Linked DNA regions of Homo sapiens: region 1 is linked to region 2. A link is a loop called in an ENCODE intact Hi-C map of the cell type or tissue named here. Cell type or tissue: Panc1. All regions are shown on one strand. Each heading gives the region's core, and the rest is flanking DNA. Links, peaks and the distances in the headings are about the cores only.

What was found. Hi-C counts contacts between places; a loop is a spot of excess contacts. Peaks named below come from ENCODE experiments on the same cell type or tissue, not always from the same donor. Only the 100,000 strongest peaks of a DNase experiment are listed, where the experiment ranks them.
Region 1: it touches region 2 in a loop (5-fold over the local background); 3 of 110 quality-filtered maps call a loop at or near these places.

What each region holds. Positions count from the first base shown.
Region 1 is chr20:48,169,185-48,174,563 of GRCh38, forward strand. No RefSeq gene overlaps it. Among named protein-coding and RNA genes, the nearest start is that of LINC01522, 180 kb to the left of the region's middle. In Panc1, for the core only: no CTCF peak of the experiment used is centred there; no DNase peak of the experiment used is centred there; H3K27me3 peaks cover 1,233 bases.
Region 2 is chr20:47,989,143-47,994,521 of GRCh38, forward strand. It overlaps LINC01522 (long intergenic non-protein coding RNA 1522), which reads right to left and starts at 975. Exons shown (of 3, transcript NR_110027.1): 1 at 873-975. All of the region lies in intron 1 of LOC107985436 (a long non-coding RNA gene), which reads left to right. RefSeq lists an enhancer at 3,930-4,430. In Panc1, for the core only: no CTCF peak of the experiment used is centred there; no DNase peak of the experiment used is centred there.

The DNA of each region.
Region 1 (5,379 bases), core at 251-5,250, 180 kb after region 2:
GACAGGAGGCTCTGTGCACAGTCAAAAATCTTTTTTTTTTTTTTAGATGGAGTCTCACTCTGTCACCCAGGCTGGAGTGCAGTGGTGCAATCTCAGCTCATTGCAACTTCCGCCTCCTGGGTTTAAGCAATTCTCCTGCCTCAGCCTCCCGAGTAGCTTGGATTACAGGCATCTGCCACCCTGCCTGGCTAATTTTTGTATTTTTAGTAGAGATAGGGTTTCACCATGTTGGCCAGGCTGGTCTTGAACTCCTGACCTCAAGTGATCTGCCGGCCTCAGCCTCCCAAAATGCTGGGATTACAGGTGTGAGCCACCGTGCTGAGCCAAAAATCTCTCTTTTGAAAAAAAGGAAATCCAGCCCCACAGACAGCCTCCAGGGCTCTGTATCTTCCCAGAATGTACACATCGTGTTTGTTTTTTACGTTTAGGATTCTTGGCTCTTTCTTCTGGCCAGCACTGGTGAGCTGGTGGCCGAGTATCCTACCTGGGGCACGAGCCTCTGCAGCTACTCTAAAGGTGAAATCTTACAGAGTCAAAATCGGCCTTGAAAACCCTGTAAATATCCTGTAGGACAGTGCCCATGACTCTGTGGATTTACCCTGTGCATCCGTTGCATGTGCATCCGCACCGCAGACGCAGGAGTGCTCAGCGTCTAACAGAGTGTACGTGCCAAGTCACATGACGGTGCTTCTTAATAACATCTTTATTGCCATATAACCCACACACCATAAAAATCCATCCTTTTGGAAACAATTCCCTCTTCTGCCTCAGGATGCACGCCTTGTGCACGGGCTTTAGAGGTTTTAGTAGAAGCACAAAGTTATGAAACCATCGCCACGATCTAATTCCAGAGCGTTTTCATCATTCCCCAAATAAGCCTCACACCTGCTAGCTGTCAGGGCTCTTCACTCTTCACCATCACTAATCTACTCCTGTCTCTAGGGATGTGCTTATCCTGGACATTTCATATAAATGGAATCACACAAACATACAAAATGTGGCCTGTTTTTTTGTTTGTTTGTTTGTTTGTTTTTCAGAAATGGGTCTTGTTCTGTTGTTCAGGCTGGAGTACAGTGGCACAATCATAGTTCACTGCAACTTCGAACTCCTGGGCTCAAGGCATCCTCCTGCCTCAGCCTCCCCAGTAGCTAAGACTACAGGTGTGCACCACTACATCTGGCTAATTTTAAAAAACGTTGTAGAGACAGATTCTTACTATGTCGGCCAGGCAGGTCTCAAACTCCTGGGGTCAAGCAATCCTCCCACCTTGGCCTCCCAAAGCGGTGAGATTACAGGTGCGAGCTACTGTGCCCTGCCTGGCTTTTTTGAATTGCGTATTTTTAAGATTTTTCCATGCTGTGGCATGTATCAATATTTCATTCATTTTTATGTCCAAATACTATTGCATTGTACAGGTATTCCACATTTTGTTCATCTATTCATTATGTGATGATGTATTTGAAGGAGAGAGAGAAGCAAAAAGAGACGGAGACAGAAAGAGTCAGAGGCAGAGAGACAGAGATAGGCAGAGAGAGAGAGAGAACCCAGGGAATCCTGACACTGGAATTGGTAGGGTCAAGAGCATGTCTGGGGTACCACAGTATCCAAATGGGAACCTGGGTCAGAGCACCAGGCTTCTTGCCCTCACTTGCTGTGTGACTCCAGGCCAACCCCTTACCCTCTCTGAGTATCAATTTGCTGATAGAGAAGAAGGCTGTGGATCCCCGGAAACATCTCTAAGCTCCCTCTCTTGGACTTTCTGCCTTCCTGGCAATGCTGTGCTGAGGGGTAACACAGGAAAGCTTATCAGCTGTTGCCACCTGGCTGGAAGAAGCTTACAGTATCATTTCCTAAAATCTGATTTTGATGTGGCGGGGGTAGGGTGCTGCCTAAAGAGTCCATAGGAGTCTTTTAGTTTGAAACTGTAGAAGCCCAGTTCGAAATGGCTTAAGGGAAAAAGACATAAAGAATTGATGGCTCGGTCACTGAAAAGATACAGGGAATGTCTAGCTGCCAGCCTGGGGTGGAGACAGCCACCACCACTCCCATCTCTGAGATGCATGAAGTGAGTGCATGTGCCCCACTGCAACTGCCCCTGCATTTGCCGCCAAGTTGCCATCTGATGGCAGTGACTGGGGTCAGGGAGAGGGAGGTCGCATGGGGCCGGGGGCCCTGGAGGACTCATCTGGTGGGGGGGAAGGGCAGGACCAAGCATGTGCCAGTGTCTCACCGGAGTTCACCAACACATCACAAGCTCAAAGATAAAACTTAAGAATTTCAAGACAGTGACGGCACGGTATGAAATGCCTTCTGATTCTGTGCCAGCCCTGACTGTTCTTTATAGGCAATGACAGGTTGTCAAGGGTAATCTTAAGCAGGCACCCTGTTTACTTTCGTGCACCACCTTTAGAACATAATCCTCTTTGCGCCCTCAGAGATCCAGAAGAAGGTTTGGTCCGTGTCTGGGTGCCAGCAGAGCCGGCATTCACATTTTCAGTTATGATTTCCTTTTTCTCTGTACATCGTTCTTTCTTTGTGTCTTCAGTTTTGCTGGGCACAGGCAGATGGGGTCTTGGAGGTTAACCTTGCCTGTTGTATAAGTCCGCAGAGTGGGCCCCAAAGCCCCCCTGCTGGTCCCAGTCCTAACTGCGGCTCAACAAATGCATAGCCTTGAACCATCCAGCCACCAGCTGTTTCTTCATCTGTGCAAGGCTGAAGTGGAGCTGGCTCCTCCACTTTTCAGAGTCTGAGAATTGCAGGATGCCCTCTGATTCATTCCCCCCACCTCCTACCCCACCCCTGCCCAGTCCTGACCCCCACACCCATCCCATTCTCCTCTCCTTCTCCCTCTACCTCCTGCTGCCCAGAATCTTCTCTCTTGTGCTAGCCCTGAGTTCCAACAGAACCCTGTGGCCAGGTCTCTGGGGAGGGCCACCCAAAGGCCCCATTCCAAACCCTGCAGATCCTCTGGACAGGGAGTGGGGAGCAGGCACTGACCACCCCAGAGACAGCAGAGAGGGATACATGCTGAGAGACACATGCTCCATCCGTGTGACTTTTGCTTCTCGGACCACGTGATGCTGAAATGTGATTCATCAATATTTTGTGCCCAGAAGCCATCTGCAGAATCTAACAGCGAGGAGCTTGGTGCAATGTCTGACTTCGGTGTCTGCTGAATGTGTGCTAATTCCCTTTGTACCCAACACCTCTCCAAAAAGAAGGTGTCAGGTGGGGGTGGGAGCTAAGGGCTGGGAGGCAGCTTCCTGGGAGACTGCAGCAGAGGCTGGCCACACCACGGGTGTGGAATGAGTGAAGCTGCAGTCTGGAATGAGTGAACCTGCCAGGACTCCCAGGGATCCCTGGAAATGGAGATTGGATAGGAGCTCCAGAGAGGGAGGGAGGAGCTGGGATCAAGGGGATCAGAGGAGACTGCAGACTGAAAAACACAAAACAGAATGAGCCAGGCAGAGAAGGAGAGACTTTGGTGTGAAAGGCCCAGCCCCACTCTTCACATGTCTTCAATAGATATGTACTGAGAACCTACTGTATACCAGGCACAGTGCCCAGGCCTGGGCATACAAGATTCCCAAGGCCCCTGCTCTACTGGGGCTGATGCTCTAGCTGGGGAGGGGTGATGGATAGTAAGCAAGAAAACAATGGTAAACAAGAAATCCATATTATGATTGAGTGTTGTCAAGATGATTAAACAAGGGCATTAAGTAGAGAGTGTGCCAGGAGTGGAGGGGCTGCTTTTCCTTGGGTGGTCAGGGAAAGCCTCATCATAAGAATGCATAACATCAAAACATGCTGGTCGCTGTCCTCAGCTCGTTTACTGTTGTAGCAGACACCAATATGTCCTTATTAAAGCAGCTTCCTCTCCCTCCTGGTCAAAGAAAACGACCACATTTCCCAGCCTCCTTTGCATTTAGGTCCTGCCATGTGACTTAAATTCAACCAAGCATATGTGGCTGGATGTAATGCAAGCTTCTTATAGGTCTGGCCCAAAGAACCTCCAAATCAACATCCTCTTGTTCCACCTGCCAGCCAGAATTACAGATGCCAGTGGAGAAGGTGGTGGAGCCAAAAGAAGATCGGAGCCTGGATCCCTGAGTCACTGCATGGAAGGCAGCTGCTCAACAACCATGTGAGCTGGAAAACAACTTCTATTATGTTAGCCATGGAGACTTAGCAGCGTAACTGTCAGTTCCAGTTTGCCTGTAATTGTCCTGGTTTTAGCACTGAAAGTCCTGCTTCCTGGGGAACCCCTCAGTCTTAGGCAAACCTAAATCTAATCACCCTAGATTTGGAGGTCATTTGGTATAGCAATTGAGCTGCCCTGACTGGTGTGTGACTTATAAGATCACACACCAATCTTATAAGATGGGTATTACTATTATCCTCATTGTGTAGATGAATAAACTGAGGCTGGGAAGAAGTTATTTCTCAAGGTCATCTTCCAGAAGGCTACTTAGCTAGTAGGGGAGCCAGGAATTAACGAGGAAGTCTGTCCCTGAGTTTGCACTTCAAACCATAAGGTTGCACTTTCTTTTCGGGGTCCTAGTGAAAAATGAGAAAGGAAAAATCTGGTGGAAATGCATCTCAAAGGCAACCTGAAAACTCCTACTTCAGAATCCACCTATCACATCTGTGTCTATTCATGGTTCCCTGATTATCCAAGGCAGACAGAAGCATGTCCCTCTCTGGGGAATTCTCAAAACATCCTCTCCCTATAATATCTGCAAGCTGTATCTTAAATCAATTTTTCCACAGTGGAGGGTGGATTCCACAAAGATGGAGATGTTGTTGTTTCAGATTTATATTCCCTGGAATCCAACACTACCTCCAGCCTACAGTAGATGTTTAAGAAATGTTTATTGTGAGACCCAAACATTTACCAAGAGCTGAAGGACAGTGCAAAGGAGAGTAACAGAGAGATGCACAAACCAGAACAAAGTAGAAGAGATGCGTGGAGAGGCAGAGACAGACGTGGCAGAGAGCCATGGTCATCACAACCCCTCCGAGTCCTTATCCATAAAGTGAGGATCATGATCTGGCTCTCTGCGGTCTAACAGACCAGCCTGCGAGTTCTTCTCTGTCGAGTCTGCAGTGGTCAGAGACAGCTCTGAGCCAAGGGCTGGTGTTCTTGGTGGGAGAGTGATGAGAGACATCTCGAACGAGACCTGGTGAGCTCAGCGTTCTAATTTGGATTCTTCAGGAAACATCTGATTACTTGGCACAGGGAGAGGCACTGCCCAGCCCAAACCGATGATTTTCCTTTTGAACAAAGGGATAAGTCACTGTGATCCCCTGTTAACTGCCTGGCAGGATTCCTTGGGTGTACCAGGGAGTTCTCCATGCAACTTGGGTATCACCGGGAAC
Region 2 (5,379 bases), core at 258-5,257:
TGCAAACATCAGTGCACAACACACCACAGTCCCATAATTCAGTGGAGTGTGTATCTGCTCGGCAGACTCCACTGTCCCCACAGTCAGGGTCCAGGCACTAGAAGGTATGTGGCAGGAAGGTAGAGGAAGACCCAAGCCACAGACCCCCATCCAACTTCGAGTGCAAGCAATGGAAACCGACTCTGGATTCCTTGATTTAATTTTTTGAAGACATTTATAGGAAGAAATGGGTTAAGTCTGTAGGAAAATTAAATATGAAGAGCCAGATTCACGGGGCTTGGGGACATCAGGGCAGCTCCTGGGTCCTCTGTGTGGCCATCATGGTGAATCCACTCATGTGTCACTGTTCACCATTCAGGTCCCCACAGGAGGACAGGATGGTCCTGTCTTGGCCACATGTTACCCCCTGGACTCAGGGACAGTGTTGTCATTTGACTGAAAGTCCCTCCTCACCACAAGGACAGGGATGGGGAGTTTCTCAGCGGAAGCCCAAGGATTTGCTTAGGCCTGGAGAGCAAACCCCACACGCCCTCCACACATCACCTGCACAGACGCCCCTCCAGCTGAGCCAGCCTGCTCACTACCCCTCAGACAGTCTTCCCTCCCATCCTTGCTTGTGCTGGGACCCCTCCTGGAAGGCTCCCCTCTCCTGCCTGCTCTTCTAACTTTCATGATCCTTCAAGACTCTAGTTAAGCCACCCTCCTCCTCCAACAAGCACCAGCCATTGCTGCTGCTGTGTCGAGGTTTCTGAACCTCAGCATTATTGACATTTTGGGCTGGGCAGTCTCTGTTGTGGGACTGTCCTGCACATTGTACAGGATGCTTACAGCATCTCTGGCCTCTACCCAGTAAATGCCAGTTACACCTTTACCTAGTCGTGACAACCAAAACTGTGTCCAGACATTAGCAAGTGTTCCCCGGAGGGGACAACTGCCCCTGGTTGAGAGCCACTCCTTTTCTGAACCTGAGTCACTAAGATTTACTGCCATAGCAACTTAATTACATTGTGATGTTTACTTAACTTCTCACTGCTGCTTATTACTTTGGCAGACTGCAGCCAGCCAGAGAACAGCCAGGTTAACCCATACGGTGGCCCCACACTAAGTTGTCTCCCACACCGTGTAGGGATGGCTCAGTGCACAGGGAGCATGGTGGGGTTTGGGCTTGATGGCTTTGAAGCCTCTGCTAGACTGGGAGGCACACAGTTTGGTACCATGTCTGGATGCAACGTCATGTTCCTGAGGCAGGATGGTGCTTGTGTACCGAAGACAGTCTTGCTGGCTGCGGTGAAGGACAGAGCTCTCGGTGGATCCAGTGGGAACCAAAGCCTGCTGTAACCCTCCAATAGTAACAGCCATCCGCTCAACCTCTGGGCCCAGGCACGCCTCACAGGAGCTCTCTACGGGCACTGTCTCATCCATAATGAATTAGGTATCAGTGTCTGGTTTTTAGAGATTCGGAAACTGAGGCCAGAGCATTCTAATGTCCTAAGCACATTCATGGTGAGTAGGAGCAGAGCTGGCTTCCACCTGCAGGGTCTGAGTCTAGGGTCAGTGCTCATAGCCACGATTCTCGTAGGCTACCCAGGCCCACTGTCTCCTTGAGCACCCATGTGCCCCATGCAGCATGTAACTTGTAGGAAATGAAGGCGTTTGCCAGCCTTTGCCTGTGTCCAGTGTGAACTCATCTCCTATTTAGCACAAAGTTATTACATTAGAGTTACTGATTTAGTGGATACATCACTTTACTCTGTCATCTTGACAGCGATAAGATCTGCATTTTGCTCACTTCTGGATCACGCAATCTAGCAGAATTCTTCATGCATGGCAGGAACTCATCATTATTTGCCTCATTTAATTGAATTGTATTATGGTTCTGTGGACACTTCATCACACCTAACAGTGTTTTGCACAAAGCAATTGTTAAAAAATACTTTTCAAAGGGCTAAATGTTTGATCAATCAATAGGTTTTTAATTGAGCATCCTTACAAGTTAATATCATAAAGTGATGATAAAAGTGTTTTTATTACTGTGTGTTGGTTACCCGGATTAAATGTTTCTTGAAGCCTCAGAGTGCATGATGATTCAGTTCTTCTGATTTTAAGCTCGGATCTATTCAGTGACGAGATATGCAGGTCTGGAAGCCTCTGAAATTTATAATGTGGATGCTGAGAACCCATGATGCTGGTGGCCAATTTTGAAAATTGTTACAGAAATTTATATTCATTAGACATGATGGCAAGTTCTGGAATGGTATTCTGCAGAGTCAATTTAAAGAAATTTGTTTCAAGGAGATAACTGAGGAAGCAGCAAGCAGAGACACTAACTTGGATGTGACACCGCTGAGAGACAAAACTCAGCTTGATGAATGCAGCCAAGCCAGGAAAGGGCTGTGGACCTGTCCCAGAGGGGCCACCTATTTTCTGACAATTGGCAATGTTATCTATTAACTAGAAATCTGTTATGGGACAAGGAGAAGATTGCCTGCAGCTCTCGGAGAATAAGACAGTTGTCCTCTTGGCTTCTATATAATATGTCTCTAAGCAATGTTTTAGGATTTATCAGCGGTGAGATCCTTGGATATTTAACCAAGTCCCCCTGAGGGCTATAACATGGTAGTGATGGGAAATAGAGCTGGGGGCAGGGGAAGAAAAGCTGGGATGTAGCTGTTACCCCTAAGCACATTCTCCTGAAGTGATATCTTTGCAATAATCTGTTTCAATAATATGTTGACATGGGCAGTATTAAGACAATAATCAGAAGAATTTAGAGGAAGCATTCTGAAATATGCGAGTGCAGTGTAAGTGGCCAGAATGTGAGACTCCCAGGTGAAGTCGAGGGTGAAGAGTCTACATGGAAGTGTGCTCTCTCACCGCCCCCCTACAAATGGCAGAAGACTCCATGCAGACTCACCCCCAGTCCACCGCCAGAGTTAGGACCAGCCTCTGACTCTGCGACTTATAAGATGGGAGAGTGGGAGTGCGGGAACTATCCCCCTCTCTGGAGGAGGAGGAAGCCTCAGGGCTGCAAAAGCTGCAGGCACATTCTTCTCTGGTGCTCTGCCATGGGATTCATGCTACAGCCTGCATGACTTTCAGAGCCAGAGCTTGGAACTGCTTATCCTATGCTGGGAGTTTCTTTTGCCAAGGGTTGTGTCTCCTGCTGGGAGTGCAAATACATCTACATCACCTTCCAGGCAGGGAGGGAGAGGACTAAAAGACGGCACCAGCAAATCACTTTAAGCAGGCAGCAAAACCACAAAAATAAACCCTTGAAAATGGGACTGAATGACACGCCCACATCACTGATAAATGCCATTTTCAGCAGACTCATCTCTTCGCCAGAGAGATCAGTCAACTTGGACTCTTGTTACCATCACATTTGGCACCAGGTATCTGCTACACTCTACAACCATTCTCAAGTTCGTGTGCAGTTGGCCCTGTAATGGGGAGCTGAGTTGGTTTGAAAAGCCCTAATTACAAGGCTTAGTGTTTTTCTTTGTAAAAGGGATTTTTGAGTTTAGAAACAAAGTGACTGTAGGTACAAACAGATGCAAAGCTTCAAAAAGTAGTTTATTTTTCATTCTGTGCCTCTATTCACCCAAAGCACAACCCTCCACCTCACTCCATCCCTGGCCAAAAACTGTGGCAGCGGAGGTTGGAGAAGTAAGCACAATATTTTCTTTAGGCTTGGAGAGTAAAGACCTCCCTAGGTAGCATGTCATTTCCAAATGTTACTATCTTTCCAATTGATCTCATCCAGAGTTCTTTGTCTCAGGACCAAGAGAATTAAGGAGCATGGACACAAAGGGTGAGGTTGGAGTGAAAGTTTAATAAGTAAAAGAAGAAAGCTCTCTGCCACAGAGACGGAGCCTGAAAGAGGGTTGCCGTTTTTACAGTTGAATGCAAAGGCTTTTATAAGAAACTGATGAGGGCTGGGCATCTCATTTGTGTAAGGCTCGAATTTCTGGTAGCTCCACCCCATCCTCCTAATGCACCTGTGGCCCCTTAGCTTGAGTTACTTCATATTGTTTGTTCTTCTTACTGTTTATGTGTTAGCGGATGGAATTTTCCATTATGGGCATGTCCGGGCAAGTCACCTGTGTAGCCTTTATTACCTGTGCAGACGTAAGCATGTCTCAGGCAAGCTCCCCTGTGCAAGTTCCCTTATCTGTGCCTGTAGCTCGAGTTATCAGGCTGTTCCTTTGTTTGAAAGAATTCAACTGAGGACCCACCCTAACTGCCTGCCTGACTGGTTTCTTGTTTTCTCTTTTCTCACTAATTGCCCTTGGAAACTCAACATTGGAGATCCTCATGGAATATTGAGGTGCAAGGGGCCCTTGGAGTTGCCCTGTTGTTGGGGTGGGTACCTCAGTGAGTGAGGTCCTGCAGGGAGGCTGGGCTATGAGCCCCTGCACTCGGCATCAGGACTCAACTCCTCTGGTCTGTCTGGAGTCCTTCCTGGGCATTACCCTGACTTCTGAGCCCCTGCACTCGGCGTCAGGACTTGACTCCTCTGGTCTGTCTGGGGTCCTTCCTGGGCATTACCCTGACTTCTGGGCCCCACTCATGACAGAGATCTTTTTATACAGATGACTTTCTTGCTGGACGTCATCTTAGCCTCCTTTTTTTGTGCAACAGTTTAGAAGCTCCATTAAGAAAAAAAAAAACTTTATTTTTTAGAAGTGGACTAATACATACCTCAAACTGTCAACCCACATTGTGATGGTGGAGCCATGGGGGTCTCCAGGAAGTGGATTATTCCCTAGACCCCTCTCTTCCAGAGAAGTGCATGGTGTATGTGTGTGCATATGTCTATGTGCACTGGGGTGTGTGCCTGTGAGCACGTGTGCAGGGTGTGTGTGTGTGTGTGTGTGCGTGCACATGTGTACATATGTGGAGGCCAGAGAAGTTCCATTTCGGAAGTGAATCCACCATGTTGGCTTCTGATTACTCCCAGTTTCAGGAAGACTTCTAAGATTTTCAGTTTATCTATTGTTCCTTGTGTAAGAGCAGGTACTTACTGTAAATCCTGCCCTTAGTTCAAACAACCTTGATGTTATCTTACTTCAATAGTTCTACACATCCCTTCTGAATCACCCCTTCCCTGTGGGTCTGGGGAGTAATGGTGTGGGGATGCATCACCTTGTCTCACCTCCAACCAGGAGACAGACATGGCTTTTGTTTGCACATCCCTATTACATGTTTCTTCCTAAGAAACTGGATTTGTCAGCCTCTCTGTTCATCCTTTCAGCTTCCTCGGAATTTTGAGGGTAGGCTTGCATAGGCCTGGCTGCTGTGGAACAGTGTGCTTGTGTGAGCACGTGTGTTTTGCCTCTTCTGTTAGCATGATGGCCCTGGAGGCCAGCTCTCTGCATC